Regions from separate parts of the Homo sapiens genome. Here region 2 is linked to region 1. Evidence: chromatin contacts called from ENCODE Hi-C data. All regions are on one chromosome and are shown on one strand. The core of a region is the stretch at or near the end of the contact, and the rest is flanking DNA. Distances in the headings are between cores, read along the strand shown. Region 1 has its middle 35 kb from the start of ATP8B1. Region 2 has its middle 39 kb from the start of NEDD4L.

Evidence for each region. A loop is a pair of places that touch in the nucleus more often than their neighbours do. Pooled maps may share reads with other maps.
Region 2: a pooled map shows a loop between it and region 1 (14-fold over the local background). The contact joins two enhancer-like sites. A Hi-C loop is called at or near these places in 3 of 37 single-sample maps with no recorded cell type and 7 of 50 pooled maps.

What each region holds. Positions count from the first base shown.
Region 1 is chr18:57,836,693-57,839,467 of GRCh38, forward strand. It overlaps the pseudogene RSL24D1P11. Among named protein-coding and RNA genes, the nearest start is that of ATP8B1, 35 kb to the left of the region's middle. Within about 2 kb of position 1,324, at least 3 of the 41 ENCODE cell types and tissues checked have a DNase peak (open chromatin) inside an H3K27ac peak, as active enhancers do.
Region 2 is chr18:58,003,863-58,006,637 of GRCh38, forward strand. No RefSeq gene overlaps it. Among named protein-coding and RNA genes, the nearest start is that of NEDD4L, 39 kb to the right of the region's middle. Within about 2 kb of position 1,334, at least 4 of the 41 ENCODE cell types and tissues checked have a DNase peak (open chromatin) inside an H3K27ac peak, as active enhancers do.

The sequences.
Region 1 (2,775 bases), core at 74-2,573:
TTGGACTCAGATTGAATGATACCCCTGGCTTTCCCCAGCTGCCAGCTTGCAGATGGCAGATGGTGGGACTTCTCGGCCTCCACAATCACATAAGCCAATTCCTTATGATAACTCTCCTTCTCTTTCTCTCCTCTCCCCTCTCTATTTTGAGCTGATTATTTTGGGAAACTGCAACCACAGGAGAAGCTCTGAAAACAGAGTGGAAGTTACCTTATCATCCACATTACCCCAGGAGGACAGGATGACTCTAAGTCACTGGAGACAGTTATCCTTTATTGATGGAGAAGGCACTGACTTAAATCTCCATAACAAATCTTACTCTTATTTGCCAGTTTTTCCTGAGCATAATCAACTTTCCCTACACCCTTCTTTTTGTTTCAGCAGACATGGCATTTAAGTGTGAGTTCAAAGCCACCTCTTTGAAATTTACCAATTTCTCTGGGTATCTCCCTGTATACTACACGAGGTATACATGTTAATAATCTTCTGTTTATTTGTCTCTTTTTAATCTGTTTTTTGTTACAGTGGCCCATCCCAACTAAGAATTATGAAAGATTGAGAGAAAATTATCTATTTCCCTACATTTATAGTAATGTAAATAGCATAGCCACTCTGGAAAATATCAGTTTCTTAAAAAGCTAAACACTTGGCCAGGCACAGTGGCTCACATCTGTAATCCTAACACCTTGGGAGGCCAAGGCGGGCAGATCACCTGAGGTCAGGGGTTTGAGACCAGGCTGGCCAACATGTCAAAACCCCGTCACTACTAAAAAATACAAAAATTAGCTGGGAGTGATGGCAGGCGCCAATAATCCCAGCCATTCAGGAGGCTGAGGCAGGAGAATGGCTTGAACCTCGGAGGCGGAGGTTGCAGGGGGCAAAGATCGCGTCACTGCACTTCAGCCTGGGCGGCAGAGCAAGACTCTGTCTCAAAAAAAAAAAAAAAAAAAATAGGCCAGGCACAGTGGCTCAAGCCTGTAATCCCAGCACTTTGGGAGGCCGAGGTGGGCAGATCACGAGGTCAGGAGATCGAGACCATCCTGGCTAACACGGTGAAACCCCCTCTCTACTAAAAATACAAAAAATCAGCCGGGCGCAGTGGCAGGCGCCTATAGTCCCAGCTACTTGGGAGGCTGAGGCAGGAGAATGGCATGAACCCGGGAGGCGGAGCTTGCAGTGAGCCGAGATTGCGCCACTGCACTCCAGCCTAGGCGACAGAGCGAGACTCCGTCTCAAAAGAAAAAAAAAAATTCTGATCCCCGAATGCTCAGGGAGACTGATTTGAGTAATAATGAAACTCTGGTCTCCCACACAGACAGCTCTGCATGAATGACTCTTTCTCTGTAGAAATTCCCCTATCTTGATAAAACAGCTCTGTCTAGGCAGTGAGCAGGGTGAACCCGCTGGGCAGTTACAGCATGAGGCAGCCTTGTAGTGATGGCACAGTTGTGTATCTCGATTGTGTTGGTGGTTACAGGAAGCTACACTCGTAATAAGATTGTATAGAAGTACACACGTGTGTGCTTATAAAAACAATGAAATCTGAATCAGCTCTGTGGAGCATTTCAATGTCAATTTCCTGATTTTGATTTTGTACTGTAATTATTCAAGATGTTACCACCACTGAAGGAGGCTAGGTATAGGGTACACTGGGCCTCCCTGTACACTTTCTTTGAACCTTCTGGTGACTCTATCATTATTTCAAAATGAAAAGTCAAAAAAGAAATTGTAGTTGGGCTCTCAAGCTTAGCGTGTGGTCAGTGGGGAACCACACGGGTTCAACATGCGCATCGAGAAGTGTTATTTCTGTTCGGGGCCCATCTACCCTGGCTATGACATGTTGTTCATCCACAACGATTGCAAAGTGTTCGGATTTTGTAAATCTAAATGTCATAAACACTTTAAAAAGAAGTGCAATCCTCGCAAAGTTAGGCGGACCAAACCATTCCAGAAAGCAGCTGGTAAAGAGCTTACAGTAGATAATTCATTTGAATTTGACAAACATAGAAATGAACTTATCAAATACCAGCGAGAGCTATGGAATAAAACTATTGATGCAATGAAGAGAGTTGAAGAGATCAAACAGAAACACCAAGCTAAATTTATAATGAACAGATTGAAGAAAAATAAAGAGCTACAGAAAGTTCAGGATATCAAAGAAGTCAAGCAAAGCATCCATCTTACCCAAGCCCGTCTTGCAGGCAAAGGGAAGGAGTTGGAAGAGAAAATGGTACAGCAGTTACAACAGGATGTGGACATGAAGATGCTTCTTAAACATTTCTGTAACCATTTATTTTATGGACATTTGAAAATGCCCTTTGGAGACTTGGAACTGCTAAATTATTAGTTTATTTTTTACATAAGTTCATTTAAATGAAAAGTGATTAAAATATATCTCTCCTACACTGCCATCTACAAAACACAAGATATTACGGATGTTAGATTGCATCTCAGTATTAAATCTTCACTGATATGTGTACTTATGTAAATCACGAAAATTCTACTTATAACTGTAGAAGTGAATTGTGGACGTAAAATGGTTATGTCATCTGGATAATGGACTAGACAGCATTTGTATAATCACTAATGGCAAAAAATCATGGCTAGTGATGTATAAAATAAAATATTCTTTGCAGTAAAATATTCACTTTATTAATGTTATAGAAGGGGGGAGACAACAAGGAACTAACAATTTGTATGACGGTGTCAAATATTTTGATTTTAGTATTTCCTGTTTTGGTTTATTTGCATCTTAGAAGAGCATAATGACATTGT
Region 2 (2,775 bases), core at 84-2,583, 170 kb after region 1:
ATTCCAAAGCACAGCGTCTTTAAATGCACAAACATTATTATTTTTTTTTTTTTGAGACGGAGTCTCGCTCTGTCGCCCAGGCTGGAGTGCAGTGGCGGGATCTCGGCTCACTGCAAGCTCCGCCTCCCGGGTTCACGCCATTCTCCTGCCTCAGCCTCCCAAGTAGCTGGGACTACAGGCGCCCGCCACTACGCCCGGCTAATTTTTTGTATTTTTAGTAGAGACGGGGTTTCACCGTTTTAGCCGGGATGGTCTCGATCTCCTGACCTCGTGATCCGCCCGCCTCGGCCTCCCAAAGTGCTGGGATTACAGGCGTGAGCCACCGCGCCCGGCCCAAACATTATTATTAAACAGCTACAATGGGTCAGTCCTGTGCTTGTCACTAATCAGGGACAAATGAATAGACATTGAATAAAAGGTTGCTGCCACATGAAAGTTCTAAAGCAAGACATTTAAGCTGACTGTCTGGAGTCTCCTGGCTCCTGAGGTCCCCCTGACTCTTGTCCACTATCCTATGTGGCCATGATTAGCTCTCCTGGGATAGTAGCCTGTTCCAGGTTCTGGGCTGGTAGGGATCAAACACATTTGATCTAAATCTTATGAGCACTCTGCTCTGACCAAGTGCTCCAATGAAAAAGTATAGACTTTTAATTCTAGCTCACCACAAATATTTCCCACAAACATCAAATGAAAGAAAAGGGCAGAAGCAAAGTATGTTAAATATAAGTCTATTGAGTCACTCTCATTAGTCACCCTGTTTTGTTTGTTTTTTTCATTTCAAACCCTATCGAAGTGAATGGAGTCGTTCTTAACCAAGGTAAGCCATAGGGTCCTAAGGACCCATCGTGTGTAATTAATATGAAATGTTGACGATTCACTTGTTGAAATGGCATATTCAATGTGACATAAAATATAAATGAACCTGAAACTACATGGATTGCTGCAGACTGTAGGCCACTCTGAATGGGTGCTTTTTGTCTGAAGTCTATTTTTAATATATTTTACTATATATCAAGCAATATTTAAGCACTTTACAAGTATTGTACTACCTGATTCAATCTCTGTAACATTATGAGAGAAGTACAACCAGTATCCTCATTTTACATATTTAAAAAACCAGGCCCAGAAAGGTTAAGTAACTGCTCAAGGTCACACAATTAGTAAAAGAAAGAGCTGGCTGGGTGCAGTGGCTCATGCCTGTAATCCCAGCACTTTAGGAGGCTGTGAGGTGTGAGGCTTACTTGAAGCCAGGAGCTTGAGACCAGGCTGGGCAACGTAGAGAGACCCTGTCTCTACAAAATAATTTAAAAATCAGCTGGGTGTGGTCGCACATGTGTGTAGTCTCAGCTCCTCAGGAGTCTGAGGTGGGAGGATCACTTGAGCCCAGGAATTGGAAGCTGCAGTGAGTCATGATCATGCCACCACACTCCAGCCAGATGATAGAGACCCTGTGTCTAAAAAATAAAATAAAATAAAATAAAAGAGCTGAGATTCAAACCTTAGCAGTCTAACTCCAAAGCCTAGAAATGTATGGACTCTTATGTGCATTACTCTAAGCTAATAGTTCTCAACTGGGGACAATTTTGTCACCCAGGGAACCTTTGGCAATGTCTGGAGAAATTTTCGGTTGTCACAACTTGGGGGAGGGGATTCTACTTGCGTCTAGTGGGTAGATACCAGAAATGCTGCTAAACATCCTATAATGCCCAGGATAGTTCCCCACAACAAAGTGTCTGGCCCAAATGTCAGTAGTGCCAAGGATGGGAGAGCATGCTGGTGTGCTAGTCACTGATGCTCTTCTCCCAGTTTTACAAGTTCTTCCTCCAGGCATATGGTATAATTTGCATTTCTTAAAGTTGGTGTAGGCATATATCTTGCTTGGGCCAATGTAAAGTTGCTGCACTTCTAGACAAAAATTTTAAAAGCCAGGGCATAACACCATGTATCCTTTTTTATACTTTGGTCACCTTGGAAGTCTTAGAAACACAGAGATGGGACTTCCCTCTGCCTTCGTCCTTATGTGAGGATAAAGCAGAAGAGAACCTTAAGAATGACCCATGACAGAAGCTTCCTGAACTATAAATACTGTTTGTACTAATAGTTTTAAGCCGTTGAGATTTGGAATTGTTTCTGCAGCATAACTCAGGCTACCCCAACTGATGAGGACTCCATCCTCACATAAGTACATATGTCCCTGTCTCATGTAACCTGACTCAGGTCTTTCTACTCATTTCCCAGGTTCCTCACAAAGGTGAATGATTTCCTGCTGCAAAGACTGTGAGGCATCATTTTTCCAATTAGAAGTGTTGCTTTGTCATTGGACTACATATATCTGGATACCATAATGATAATGGACTTGCTTCCCTTTTAATTTCATGGTAAGCCTCTGACAGAAGTTGCATAGTAGTTGTTGTCATAACAACCATGCAACTCAGATTTTCCAAATTAAAGCACATACTTGCTAGTCTCACTATACCTCAACTAGCTCTAGTGAGGTCAGAATGACTAACATCATCAAACCTAGGATTACACGAACCTTAAATCCCAGGAGGTGTGGGCAGCCATTAGTCAGAGTATTCAACTTTATTCACAAATTTTCTTGATGCTTAAGAAATCTAAGTGTTCTGGCTGGTTGCAGTAGCTCACGCTTGTAATCCCAGCACTTTGGGAGGCCAAGGCGGGTGGATTGCCTGAGGTCAGGAGTTCGAGACCAGCCTGGCCAACATGGTAAAACCCTGTCTCTATTAAAAATACAAAAAAATTAACCAGGTATGG